Linked DNA regions of Mus musculus: region 2 is linked to region 1. The links are chromatin loops, found by intact Hi-C in ENCODE. Cell type or tissue: left cerebral cortex. All regions are shown on one strand. Each heading gives the region's core, and the rest is flanking DNA. Links, peaks and the distances in the headings are about the cores only.

Region 1 (7,344 bases), core at 1,595-5,594:
CTCTAGAGACCTGGGCAAAGCTAAAGAGAACAGAGACCCCGAAGCCACAGCCCCCAAATCATTGTAAATCAGACAGAGAACATTTAAGATAAAATGTTTTTAAGCCATCCTGGCTCGAACAAACCCATGTCTTCTATCCAAGCTGAACAGTGGGTTCCAGGCCAGAGTATTCACAAAGAAAGCTGGGGAGGGGGAAGGGAAGGGGGAGGGAGGAAGGAGAGGGGAAAGGGAAGAAGAGGGGAGTCAGAAAAGAGGATTTAGAGGGAGACCAAGGGAAGGAGGAGAGAAAGAAGGAGGACTCCTAGTAGGCATGACCTTACCAAATTTTGAGCACCTCCTGGTTGCCAGGCAGTGAACCAAGGGCCTCCAAGTGTCACCTGCACGTCTGTTGAGCACAGGCTACAGCTTAAGAAGGGAAGCATCGGGGCTGGAGAGATGGCTCAGTGGTTAAGAGCACTGACTGTTCTTCCAAAGGTCCTGAGTTCAAATCCCAGCAACCACATGGTGGCTCATCTGTAATGAGATCTGATGCCCTCTTCTGGTGCATCTGAAAACAGCTACAGTGTACTTACATATAATAAATAAACAAGTCTTAAAAAAGAAAAAATGAAGGGAAGTATCAGTGCCACCCCACCTTCCAGACAAGATTCGAGGGTACTAGTGAACTCCCTTACAGATGTAGAAAGCGGGAAATGCAGCCCATACTCAGAGCCTCCTTTTGCCTGTTTTAACTACCAGTCCAAGCCAGCACACCTTGGAGGAGGACTCGTGATGTACAACTCTCTTCTGTCCTGGATCCTCCATTCTCGAAAGAAACAGCGTATCCATGACTCAGGTCAAAAACAAAAAACAAAAAAAATAGGTGATCAATGTCCATTTAGCTCTGGGAGTTCTTCTCCCACAGCCCTCGTGAGCTTCTGAGAAGCCTTGCCTAGGGCAGCACTGTGCCCAGTAAATCTGGACACCGTGATCCCTACAGCAGTATCTGCAGGCTCAGATGTCAAGCGCAGGTCAGTGAGGAAGCCTGGATCACAGGACCAGTCAGGGGGCAGAGAGAGACCAAGAGTCCACACATGTCTGAGCCCAAAGCCTACACCTCCCTGACCCTACCCTGAATGCAGCAAGCACCCTGCTTCCTGCAGGAGGCCTGAAAGAGCCCCTGTTCTTCAGCCACATGGAGGAGCCTACATACCAGCAGTGACCTTTAGGAGCTGGAATGTCTGGTAATTCACCTACAAAGAAGGAAAATGGATAGAACAAGAGGACCATCGGACACAGAGAGTGGCTTCAGAGTCACCAGTGAGAGGTTCTCTCAGTTTCATGGGGGTTCCTCCATGACTTCAGAAGAAATCGGTCAGCCATGTCACGATCATTAGCTATTCAGCTCTGAGCTTTTCGGATCTTGATATGACTGCTTTCTTCTAAGACAGTTGGGGGTTGGAGTTGTAATATACAAACCAGATCTTAGATCCCACTTTGTCCCCGAGCAGAGAATTCTAGAAGTGTGGCCTTTGAAAAGGCAAGATGCTTTAAAAGACAGACAGATAGGCATAAGTAAATGAATGAATGAATGAATGAATGAATGAATGAATGAATGAATAAATAAATAAATAAATAAATGGAGTCTGCAGTTTTCCCATCAGTTTACATGTAAGCATAGGTTCAGTGCTTAAAATACTCAGGCTCAGAGATGATTCTATGCTAAGGCCTGATCTCTCGGGGTCTCAGTTTCCTCCTTTGTAAAGTGGTATCAGCAGCAATCTCTGTGACTGGCCACTAGAAGTTCTTTGTGGACATGTTGGGCTCTCTCCTCACTTCCCTAACCAACGTGGCTCAAAGCATACAAATCGGTGATGTGTCCTACAGGGACTCACTAGTGACCCAGGGCCACTCAGAGAACGGACATGTTCATTAAAGTCAACCGAGCGAGACAGGCACTTGTTCTTCTGCGTAGGTGAGTGTTCCACACTGGTGCTCAGAGTTCTAGAATGACGTTTCAGATAAATGTGGTGGCTCAGGGCTGGAATTGCAGGAGTTGGGAGGCAGAGAGAATAAGGATCCTCATGAGTTCCAGGTCAGCCTGGGCTACAGAATATATATATATATATATATATATATATATATATATATATATATATATATATATATAACTTATTAAAGATAAGAACCTCTCAGAAGGGCTAGGAAGATGGCTCAGCTAATGAAGCATTTGTCTCACAAGTGTGAGGAGCTGAGCTTGTGTCCCCAGAATCCACATAAAAACAGTTGTGTGCCATGGCACATGCCTGTAACTCCAGCCTTGACAGGAGAGGCAGAGACAAGAGGATCTTTGGAAGCTCTCTGGCCAGCTAGTCTGGCCTATGTGGTGAAGTCCCTGGCCAAATGAGAGACCCTGTCTCAAACAAAAATTGGAAGGTGTGGAGACGATCACTTGTAGGTGTCCAGCCTGCCTCACCTGCACACACAGGTGTGTCTATGTGTGGGCTCTCTGCTGGAGACGCTTCCCTAGTGCCTGATTCGTGTGGCCAGGTTTGTTTCTGATCCTGGATGGAGGAGAGGTCAGGTTCAACCAACCCAGAGCACAGTAACACCCCAGACTGCAGGAGAGCTGGTGGCTGCCCAGGAAGCCTTTAATGAATGTTAGCATTTTTCTCCCCTCGCCTTCCCACTTCCCTCCCCATCATTCTCTCCCCTTGGATTCTTGACCAGGTGGCTCAGCCAAAAACCAAACCCCAGCCTGAGTGTGCTGGACTGGGCTATGGAAACACCAAGTGAGTCACCACAGGTGAAGAGAGCCCAGTGGTGTGGCTACAGTTGTCTCTGTTGTTCCAGCCTTGGGGCTCGGCCTGTAGACAGCAAGGGAAAACAAACTTCTGAGAACTGAGGGTTCAGGAACCCCTCCAAACTTCGTGTGCAACAGGCTCTCCTCCCCCCTCCTCTATCCTCTCCGTGCTGACCTATCTTCCCCCCCACCCCCCACTTCTCTCTTTTCCCTCCTACTCTACCTCCCCTCCCCTCCCTCTCTCTCCCCCTCCCTTCTCTCCCACATCTAGATCCCATCCTTGAGATCTTCCTCTTTTCCTCCTGGGAGGCCCCAGAAGGAAATAGCTTTGAGAAAGCAGGATGGAGCTGAAAAGTTGGGAAATGCAAAAGGACCGACCTGGCTTTATAGCAAATCATCTAATTCTGCTGGAGTGTGAGTTAGTTCACTGGGAAGGACTAGGATTCTCTCTCTCTCTCTCTCTCTCTCTCTCTCTCTCTCTCTCTCTCTCTCACACACACACACACACACACACACACACACACACACACACACACACACACATCTCAACTCCTACATCCCTTCATCCCTACACCCCACCCTCAGTAGCTCAGCTATTGGAGCCACAGCGCCACCTTCAGTCATGCTTCTGCTCTGCAGTTTCTCTCCCAAACTCCACTTCTGGGCTGCAGATCCTACACTGGTGCTGGGCGCTCCAGGTAAATAGGCCACATCTGCCGATGCTGTGCTGCTGCATGCACAAACAAAGGAAAGCAACGGTGTTGCTGGTCAGAATTTGGGAGCTTCACACCAAGCAGGGCAGGAAAACAGCAGAACTGAAAGCCAACTCTTTACTCTAAACATGGGGAAACTGAGGCTCAAAGACCTGACCACAGTTAGAGGAAGCTGGAGGCAGAGCTTGGATCTGAACCCAAGCTCCTGAAATAGCCACATTTCTCAGCTTGCCTGGCTGATCACAATAGTCTCACTATGCCAGAGGCAGCAGCTATTAGCCTGTAGCAGAGGCAGCAGCCATTAGCCTGCAGTGCACACATGAAGCTATGGTTGCACACAGCTGTAAGGAGATGACAGCGGCAGCAGCAGACAAGCATCAGAGCTTGACTACCCTGGGAGGAGAGGCCTCTGCCTGCACTGTGAGTGGGAAAGGTTCTATACACAGGGCTCATCTACCTTTCTACACACTCACACCCTTTCCATATGGAAAATTCCTCTTCACCCTTCACAATCCACTCACACATCTTTGTCTTGTTTCTCTGACCCTGTCCTATCAGTGTGCCTTTGAGACATTCGTTACTGGATGTGCTATGATGATTCAACTAGATAGGGAACTCTAGCCTGGAGTCAGATCTTCTTCTTCTTCTTCTTCTTCTTCTTCTTCTTCTTCTTCTTCTTCTTCTTCTTCTTCTTCTTCTTCTTCTTCTTCTTCTTCTTCTTCCTCCTTCTCCTCCTCCTCTTCCTCTTCCTCTTCTTCTTCTTCTTCTTCATCATCATCATGGTATCTCAGAAACCCAAACCAGAGCCAGTCAGTAGATCCTTGGGTGGATAGACAGATGGTTAATAGTGAATGGTTCATGGATGGGCTGATAGGGCTGGATAGGTGGATAGATGGGTACATGGTAAGTACGTGAGTGTTTATAAATATATAAATTTATAAATAGGTGGATGGATAGATGAGTATATGCATAATTAATGGATGGATGGTGGGTGAGCAGATATAAGATGGATGGTTGATGAGTGACAGGTGGATGGATGAGCAAATGGTAGATAGATAGATGGATAGATGAATGGATGGACAGCAGACAGGTAAATGTGGGATAGGTAGAAACTTACTTTTTCTGTTCTAGGTCAGGAGTTACAGCTATTTCTAAGGAAACACAGCTACAAATATCTGTTTCTGAGCCAGAATTGAAAAACATGGTCAAGGGTGTATGTACCGAGGAGAGTTGTATGGATGCCACAGTCCTCCTCACTTCCTTATTGACTGTCCCATCAGAGAACCTGCTGCAGAGCAGACAGGAGTTCTCAGGAGTCATTTCCTGGGATCCTGCATAGAACATCTAGAAAGACCACAGGCATGGGGATTTCTGGGTCCTTATCACATAGCTCTGACCCACAGCCCCTGTGCTGAAGCTGGGGAACATTTAACTCAGCACCATTCAAATGAGTGAGACTTTGACAGCCATTCACAGAAGAACAGCATGCAGGGTGATGTCAAACATTAACTCTGCTGATTGGCCATCCAGAGAGGCTGAGGAACTGACTCTGCCCCAGCGTTACTGTGTGGCAACAGGTGCCTGTAGGGTCCCCCAGCAGCTGCGGCCCCATGGGAGGCACGGGCTTCTGACTGCACCACCCAGCCCAATGTAGAAAGAAGGCCTGGCTCCCCTCTATACCCAGAGGAGAGGGCACCCTGTGATCCTCACCAGCAGTGCTCAGACTGCAAGGCTGATTCCCCATCTATCCAGGCTGGCTACTGAAGAGCTTTCTGTACCTGTTTCTACCTGATAAACACGGGATGTTTAGCAATATTAGCAATGTTGTCAGACCTGGAGCCCAGCCCCCACTGTGTGCACAGTGGAAAAAGCTTAAGGGTGATAAAGGGGTCCGAAAATAGTTCTGGACTAGCCCTCCTGCACTCCTGGGTGACAGTGAAAATCTCACAGGGAGGTGTAGTGTGTGTGTGTGTGTGTGTGTGTGTGTGTGTGTGTGTTTTCCTGTGACTCCTATTACATCTGAGTGTCATAGGACAAGCTTGAATGTTGTTTCTTGAGGGATGCCCACTTTGTCTCAGTGTGTTATCATTTGTGTGTATGTGTGTGCACACACATGTATGTGCGTGTGGAAGTAAGAAGAAAAGAGTGGAGTCTGTTCTCTCTCTTCCTTGCATGGGTCTCAGAGGCAGAGCTCAGGGTACAAGGCTTGCAGGACAAGCACTTTACCCTGTGAGTCCGTGTTTGGTTGCTGTGTGGTTGTTTTCTCCACCAGGCTGTCTCCTCGGGATCTGGGATCTGTGTTTGCACATTAGGCTGGACCGGTCGCCCTGCCAGCCCTGGGGATCTACCCTTCTTTGCTTCCCCAATACTGGGATGCCAAATGTATGCTATCATCCTTGGCTTGTTTTTTTTTTCTTTAAGCTTTATTTATTTTTATTTTATGTGTTTTGCCAGAATCCAGAAGAGGGCATTAGATGCCCTGGAACTGGAGTTACAGATGTCGTTAGCTGCCATGTGGTTACTGGGAATAGAATTCTGGTTCTCTGGAAGAGCAGTAAGTGCTCTTAATTGCTGAATTACCATCTCTCCAACCTCCATGTCTGCCTTTTAACATGGGTCCTAGAGATTAAAGTCAATTCCTTACGCCTGTGAGGCAATATACTGTCTGAGTCATTTCCCCAACTGGACACTGTATCTTAAACACACAGAGACAGAGATAGACAGACACAGACACAGACACACACACAGACACACACACAGACACACACACAGACACACACACAGACACACACACACACACACACACACACATCAGAGTCTCTGTGCAGCACTGGCTGTCCTGGAACTCCCTATGCAGACCAGGCTGGCATCCACCTACAAGATATCCACCTGTTCTGCCTCCTAAGTGCTGGGACAAAAGGTGTGTGCCACCACTCCCAACTGGACCCTGTATATTTTGTTGCACACCTACTATGTGCCAGCTTCTATATTTGGTGCTTCCCTGTTTTGGTTAATCCTCACAGTCCTAATAACCCAGCAACAACTCACATCAACTACAGCAGCTGCACGTAGGGGAACCTTGGCCCAGTCAGGTGTGCTGAGACCAGACACAGTTGGAGATTCTTTGCTTGGTCGTTTATGTTTGAGGTACTGAAGACAGAACTGAGATTCACCCGTTGGCCTTTTTGTTTTGAGACAAGGTCTCACTCTGCAGGCCAGGCAGGCCTTGATGGTCATCCCTCTGCCTCCACCATCTAAGTAGCTGAGATCACTGTCCTGCATCACGGGACTCTGAGTTGGGGCTTACATGTAGGATCCCCTGCTTTTCCAGGCTCGTTTGTGCTCCAGCATGCCCCTGACCACCCACAGCTTAGGTTGCCTGGCTGCTTCCTCCATCCCAAACACCCTGCATCAGTAGCAACAAGCCTAGCCCCTCTAGTTCATCGGACCCAAGTCACAGGCTACGTCTCCCCCCCGTCCCCGCCCCCATCAGAGTTCTCCACTGTGTTTCCACTATGTATTGCATGGACAGTGTTCAGTCTCATTTCCAACTACCTCACAGGTTTTGACGACCATCACACCTCCAAATCTCAATCCCCAACCCTTGCCTCCATGGCTGCTGCCCCCAACGCTACCCATTGTAGCCCTGCCCTGTGCCTTCTCCCTCAGCGGACTCTCAGGCTCTGCTTCCATGAACCACATGGGTCCTGAACTTCTGATAGTCCAATTAGTACCTACTCATCATCATCCTCAGTGTGACATAGCCCATGTGTCTGGTGCAAGCAGCCCCGACTCTAAGTTAGAAGGCCTGATTTTGAGATTCAGTTTAAAACTAACTAACCCAGGGGC
Region 2 (7,344 bases), core at 1,874-5,873, 230 kb before region 1:
ATCTAAGTGTCCTTTCTTTAAGGAGGGAATTACATGCTATTTTATTATGTGTGTACCCATGTGGATGTGTGTATGTCGCAGCACCTGGGAGGAAGGAGGTCAGTGGATAACTCGTGGGTGGTTTTTCTACTGTGAGGGTAAACTCTGAACACCAGGCTCACTGGCAGTCACCTTTACTTGATGAGATAGCTCTCTGGCCCATTATATAACCTTTATAAGCCTCGCTTGTGAAGTGGACACAGCTGTGCCTGCACTCTGAGCTTGCAGTAGGTCTCCTGGGGTGATGTGTGGCAGCCACATCACGGTTCTGAACTCTAGGGGAACAGCTACATTACACCTCACTCTCGACATCTTTGCTCATAGCGGCCAGAGATGCTCATTCTACCTGTCAGGAGCATGGATAGGGTGTGAGGCTCCCTAGGTCTGTTACCTGAGAGGCGGCAAATGAGACAAGCCAGGATGTCTTTGGTGCCAGCTCCGGGGGCGAGGTCTGAGCATAGAGAGAAGGGTTGCCTCTCCAGGCATTGAGCCTAAGCCCTGCCTTTCAGTCCACACCTTGTAGTCATCAAGTCATTCTCTGATGATCTCTGGTTGCAGACTATTGTTACATTCCTGGGTCATGACTTCTAGATCACAACTCCCCAAGAGCCCCAAGTTGGGGTGGAGAAGGTATCAGGGATGCATCCACTTGTGGTCATCTTTGTTCTTGTCATTCAGTAGGGAAGGGTAAACTCTCGGAGGCACTGTGAGAGTCAGGTCCATTCACATGCCAGGTTGGGAAGCCACAGGCAGTGTCCACCCCCAGAATCTGATCTTGTCAGTAGATGTGGGGCTGAGGGTGGACGGTAAGGTCATGAGCTCCTCTAGTCTATTTGGGGCAACCTCATTGTTTCCGGTGCCTGGTGCTCACTGCATCTGCATCTCTGGTGTCCTGGTTGTTCTTAGGTGTGGCCTGGGGCTTAAGCTCTGTGGTTGCAACCAGGGTTTGGGTCATTGTGGTTGAATGGATACCCTTGCCTCCGTGTAGACTTGCAGTTTTTTTTTGTTTGTTTGTTTGTTTGTTTTTCTGAATTTGCTTCCCACTTGTTTTGGCCTTTCTGCTCCGCATGAGGGAGAACCCCTCTTTGTGGTTTTTTTGGTCCATAGTCATTTCTGGGTCGGCTCCATCCCACCTGAGAGGTGCCCCATCCTCTCTCACTATCTCAACCCCATCTCTTGCACACACAGGGCAGTTGGGCCTCATACAGGTGGCTGGAGACCAGGATCTAAGGACGAAGGCACAGGGGGTCCCTCTGCCAGCTGCCAGCTGGGCAATGGCTGCGGCTGCTCAGGCTCCTGTTGATAGTTTTTCATCTGTGGATTTGGGTGGATGACTGAAGCCCAGACCAAGCCGGGATCCAATGGGTGGGGCCTCAGTATTACTCTGACTGGACAGGCTATGGCTGTGCTGAGGAGGGGGGGAGGGGGCAGGAAACCAGGGCCTTCCCGTCTAGTGCTGGGGCAGTAGTTCCGTCTCCCACAGGCTGGCCCGGCTGAGACAGGGACCAGCCTTCTGACTCATCTCTCCTCTCAGGTTCCTGTCCACTAGGCCCTTGTGTCAGCACAGGAGGATGGTCACTCACCCCACAGCAGGCTTTGCTCCCAGGCTACCAGACACCTGACAGGAGTTGCTTCCTTTCCTGAAAGCTGAGGGTCCTGCGGGTGGGACTCAAGCCACACCCGTGAGCCTTTCCGAGGATTGTTGTGGTCTAGGCTAGCCCCTGAGCTCACACCAGTGGACACCCCTCCATGAGTCTTGCCTGTACCCAGGTTGTGCTGAGCTGCTCCACCCTCTGCTTCCAGCTTCTTGCTTCCGGCTGTGATCGCTCTGTTTTCTTTCATTTCGTACCTCAGAGCAACAGAGGCCAGTAGAGGTTGAGAGTCTTGTTCCAAACTTCTGAGCCATCAGACAGCTGGAGTGAGGGTCTCACCCAGTCTCCCTGTGCAGGTCTTTCCTCTGGTGCCTACCTACTTTACAAAGGGGCTTGTGACAAGTGTTAGTGCCAGTGTCATGGTCACTAGAATGACCTGCCCGGAGATGTCATTCAGCGCGTCAGGCGGCTCTGCCTACGGTGAAAAGATAAAGGATTAGCGACAGTATGATTGGGTCTGCCTTGCATTCTGGGGATGTTCAAAAGAGGGTCTGGTTGTGTCTAAGAACTCCAGAGGTCGCTCGCCGAACACCTTGCTGTGTCATGCAGATCCTGTAGACCTTACTGAGGTTAACGTGGACACGGCCATGTTACCAAGGGGGAAGCTCTTTGCTTCCAGTGTTCCCTGGATTGGTCACCATTCCTGCACGGTCACTCTGTGTTCTTCAGACTGCTAATTCTGAAGGCTGCCCCAGCACACGGCCACAGGGAACTCAGTGGTCCTTGGTTTTTGTGGGTTGTGTGGGATCTTGGGTTCATGGTGCTGTGTGGCTTTGGAGACGTCTTGGGAGATCTCGTGACCCCAGCCCCTATCAATCAGCCAGATGTCTTTTGGTCATATGCTTTACTGCTATCTCTTGGCTCTTGTGGAACATGTAACTGAGTTATTTCCCTTTTCTCATTGGCTGCCAGGAAGCTCTATCCCATAAGCCTACACATTGGCAATTAGAGCTGACCCAGCCCCTTCTTTTAGGCTTTCACAATCCTGTGTTCTTGTTGCCTCATTTTCATGGCCGAGTTTCACTTGAGAGGATATAATCCCCTGGCTCTTCTGTTTCTTTAGCCTTTAACTAAATAAACATCGATGGTGGGTGGGTCAGGGCTGGCTAAGCAGGTTAAAACGTGTGGTTTCCCCGAGGCTACCATCTAGCTAACTTCTTCCCTGCCCAAGTCCTCTGTCCCCTGCTTGGATGTCTGCATAGTATGCTGGTGCCTTGGAATCTCTGTGTCCTGGGTTTGCTCAGGTAGTGGATGTTCAGCTTCATGTTCCCCCGGCTCTCTGTTCCCTGCTCCCCATGCCGCTTTAAGAGCATTTTGAAGAAAGAAGCCACCTGTGCAAGCTTAGCCTCAGCCACTCCCTGCACAACTCCCAGCTCCCTCTGAGGCCACCTCAGCAGTCTGCAGCCAATCACAGGTCCTCACGTCCACCTGAGCAGGGCTAATGCTTGGTGCTAAGACAAGGAAGTCTTGACAAGATGTGTTGAAAGTTGGGGGTAGGGGGGTGGGGTGGAGAGAAAGGCTGGTAAGCAGTGTCATTGGGGTGAAGAAGAAAGCCTCAAGGCTGGGGTGAGGTGACAGGGATGGTTCTCAGTCACCAACCCTGTCCTCAGACACCTCTCCAGCTCTCCATGGGTACATGGTCACTGTATTTCCACAGAAAATAAACTTAAAGCTCATTGCAGACTGTGCCCACTGCTTTATAGGCTCTTGGGTCCTCTTCTCCCAGGCAGCCATACTAGCATAGTGCATAAGGTTCCAGGGGCCGTTCATGCGTTGTGTGCACAGTTGGACACACGTGCTTTGTGGTTTTCCTTGACGTGGTTTTCTTTGTTTGCTTTTGGCTCGTTTCCATAAGCATCGTCTGCCTCGTTCAGAAAGACAGCCCCAGGATGATAGCGTCAGGAACGAGGGAGCCCAGGTTCTGTGGAGTAGAGCAGTAGCCTGCACCCTCCCTTCAGGAGCTTCAAAACGATTCCAAATTGTGTGTGCAAAATTGGGCACAGGAAGCATTTTCTGGGAAGACGGACTGTGTTTCCAAGGAGCCTGTGGAACAGGGAAGGTAAACTGCCTCGCTGTGGTTTGCTGAGATTCCCATAGGGTGGCAAGAGGGACTTGGTGAAGGGCAGAGCCCTTGGGTCCTTGGGCCTATGAGGACAGTGTCAGATGGGGAATCAGGCTGGGTCTGGTGGTTGGTGGGGCATGGCAGAGACACGGGAGCACTGATTTCTTCTGGAGAGTGACTTTGAGCTTTCCCACAGTTCACAGGGCTTCCCTCTGTCTGGGGTGGACTTAGCCTTAACTGGCCCTGAACATGGGGCAGGTCCTTCCAAAGGCAGAGAGGTCCTTGTTAGTGTTTTGGAGGAAAACCCCAGGTACAAAGAGCTTTAGGTCTTGACACACAGTGTCACTCAATCTAGGGACAGGCAGAAGCTGCAGGCCACTCCTGTTAGTGGTGTTCTGTTCAACACTGCTTCTTCAGTCTGGGCAGCGTGAGGGCCGTGCAGGGGTAAAGCCAGACTGCCTATTGCTGCTTGCCTCTTGGTGTGCAGCTGAGGAAGAGTATCTCCGTGGCTCAGAAGCCACCATCCCTCTTCACTGCAATCTGCAGCATCATACTTCCACCCACCGTGGCACCTTTGGCTTCCTCACACAGTAAGAAGATGAGAGCTAGGAGGCTGTACTACCAGTTCTAGCCACTAGAGGGAAGCAGAAATACCATCACAATAGCCTAGCACAGAAAATTCTAGCAGGGCAAGTGGTTTGGGAAGGAGGAGTGGTGGGTAAAGCCCTACAGAGGTCTCTCTCTGTTAGAACAGACTCTAAGGGTAACAGGTAACTAGTTCTGAGGTGCTTCCCTAAGACATAAAGCAAAATTCAGAAATCTAGGCAAGGTTCCCAGCAGGTAAACAATGGAGCTGGGTTGCTCCATGGGGCTGGTGTCAGAGGTTGTCAGAGGTCACTTGTCAAACACAAAGCAGAATCTTGTCCTAATGCTGGGCATGAATAAGTGCATCAAGTCAGTTAGCAAACAATGATCTGGTTAGGCCACCTTTATAGACAGGGGAAGTGAAGCTCAGGCCCAACTGGTGCCTAGCCAGTGTGTGCTTAGCCTCTGACCTGCAGGCTTGAGCCCTTAGTTGCAGATTGGAGCTTCCCTGTATAGCATTCTCCACTCCCAACCTGACCACAGAGCTGCAGTCCAAGCCATCTCCAGGCTGGCCACCAGGTCCTCTGTCTTCTAACAAAAAGGTGGGATTCTGGGCTCCTATGCCCAAGGTTTGATCCAGTAATGAGGGAGGCCATAACAGAAGCCCAGGAAGGGTCGTGGGCCCCCAAGTCTGGCTTGGGAGGACCAGGGCATTGAGAAATCTCTTGCAGAGGCCAAGGTTTGCCTGGGAACCAGAGGACCTGGTTCCAGGGCCTTTGGTTTCCAGGGCAGATGCCTCCAGCATACCAAGGACCCTTGGCCAGCTCTGGGCTTGGCTGTGCCAGGCTGGCAGGAGAGCAGAGCACTTTCAGGGGCTCCAACATCCTCCTTCCTGTTCTCATGCTCTGGCTTTGCCCTCCTGGAAGGTGGGCACATGGCACTCAGCCAGGCTGCAAGCTGGTGACCACAGTGTACCCTCTGAAGCTTGAGGAGTCCCCTCACCTTAGGCCTGGCTTTGAGTTTCTTCAGGGTGGAAGGGAAACTGGGAGAAAGAGCTCGAACCATCTGTTCCCTTCTGGGCAAGATGGAAGGCCCTCCTCTGAAGAAACACTCATTGTGTAATTCTGTCTTTAAAGTTGGAATTGCAGGCCTAAGGGTCAAGAAAAGCTGTTTTGATGCAAACCAAAGGGAATGAAGTAAGAGATGGGCCAGGAGCAGATCCAGCCAAGAGATTTGAAAATGACTTGGAGAGCACCTAGCCTGAGCTGGGATCTTGTCTCTCCCCGCTTCTTGGGGCATGGACTTGGAAAAGCTGTTGTACCCAAAGAGCCTCAACTTTTTTCCCTGCTGTGGGTTGTGAAGTGCTGACATACTAGCTTTGAGGTTGGGGTTGAGGCAGTGTACCTGAGCCTGAGGGTGGGAGACTGGGAGCCCCTTGGGAGTGCTGACTTTCCTTGGTATCAATTCCTATGTAGTTTTTGGTTAGTGCCTGTTGGTCTGGACTGCTGGTAGACATCTATGAAGAAACACAGCTGAGTTTAGTGACCTCACAACTGAAGCAAGGGGGCTGGTATTCCTTGAGGCACTTGTCAGGGACCTGGGATTTGAGTAGAGAGGGCTCCCCATTACTCTCAGCCTTCCCTCCACGGGGCAGAGGCCTCTGCCACAGGGGTTAGGATGGGTGTGGTCCAGATTGTGTGACTTTGAACACACTGAGAGACTCTTACTAAAAATCTGGACTGGACCGCTTGCCCTATTAACTGTCTCTTGGTGGTGACTCGGTGCTGATTTCTGCACATAGTATGGCTTTTTACATTTTAAATAGGAGCCTCAGAGTCCAAACACTGGTAGGCATGGCCATTTTGGCTCAGACCCTGTGCATTTCCCCAGGCTAGCAGAGCCTGCAGCTCCCCATTCTTCCTGGGGACAATGAGCCAATGGTAAAGGGATGAGAGCACAGGTCTGAGCCTGATCCAGAAGGACCCAGGCCCCTGATGTTTCTCACATGTGAGCCATAGACTGATCTTTAAATTCTCCATTTGAGCAATGGAAGTGGGTGGGCTCCTGCCCTACCAGAACAGTTTGTAAGGGATGACAGGGTGCCCAAGATGGCAATGCTTATTTGCTTGGGAGACAGGGGTTCACTTGTCTCCTAGAGTAGCCAGGAAACACAGCAGATTGTGGGAGGGATGTATACAAAGGATGCGAGCTTACACACCAGCCATGAACTTACACACGAGCCACGAGCCAACCAATACATGGACCTCATGGCAAAAAGGATAAAATGCAGTCTGTGACTCAGAACTCATAAACTTACCTGCTCCTATCCTTGCCCCTCCTGTGCTGGTTTGTGGGTGGCCTGGGACAGAATCACGTGCATGTTTGAAGGCCAAGTGTGCTTAAGCATGAGATGTGTCTTAGAGGGGAGGTATACAGGCTCCAGATGGGGGTTGAAGCAGGTCATAGGCCCCAGCAGGCACTGCTACCCGTGATGTGGGTTATACCTGCTTACAGAGTGAATCTGTTTGTTTGGCTAAAGGCCTTAGCCCTGTGCAAGCACTTAGTAGGTATTACCTGAAGTTGTACTGGCTTTGGTGTTTTATTGGGCTTGGTAAAGTTTGCCTTTGGCTTTCAGGTAACTGCTGTGTGTGCTGCATATGGTTGGAAGAAGACCCCTGTCCCCAGCTGTCCCTTTGGAGCTACCTTCTCCACCTGAAGGCCTGAGGTGACTCACTTCCATCACAGGACCAGTTGAATTCCAGAAGGTGAGGCTTGTTTCCACGACTTTCTAATACAGGACCCACGTGGGCTTCTCGCCTGAGACACTTGGGCGCACATGCTAGCCGGCTCCTGCCCACAGGAGCCCTGGGATGGTCAGAAGGAGCATGGCTTGTTAAGGGTGGGATATGCAAGCTGTAGCTTGAAAGTTAGGGCTTCACGGCTCAGGGGTGAGGATAGGTCGGCTGGAGCGCCCGAGACAGTGTCAATGTGGAGAGCAGGCAAAGT

The links. Peaks named below come from ENCODE experiments on the same cell type or tissue, not always from the same donor. Only the 100,000 strongest peaks of a DNase experiment are listed, where the experiment ranks them.
Region 2: a loop joins it to region 1, with 5 times the contacts of the local background. A loop is called at or near these places in 3 of 42 quality-filtered maps.

The regions. Positions count from the first base shown.
Region 1 is chr2:92,836,804-92,844,147 of GRCm38, forward strand. The region is part of intron 2 of Gm39880 (a long non-coding RNA gene); the gene reads left to right. The region is part of intron 4 of Gm13791 (a long non-coding RNA gene); the gene reads right to left. Among named protein-coding and RNA genes, the nearest start is that of Gm32413, 34 kb to the left of the region's middle. In left cerebral cortex, for the core only: a CTCF peak has its summit at 3,420 (motif pointing left); a DNase peak (open chromatin) is centred at 3,411.
Region 2 is chr2:92,604,721-92,612,064 of GRCm38, forward strand. It overlaps Chst1 (carbohydrate sulfotransferase 1), which reads left to right. Exons shown (of 3, transcript NM_023850.2): 2 at 6,974-7,103. Among named protein-coding and RNA genes, the nearest start is that of Chst1, 8.7 kb to the left of the region's middle. In left cerebral cortex, for the core only: a CTCF peak has its summit at 4,374 (motif pointing right); DNase peaks (open chromatin) are centred at 3,734, 4,355 and 5,228; H3K27ac peaks cover 3,902 bases.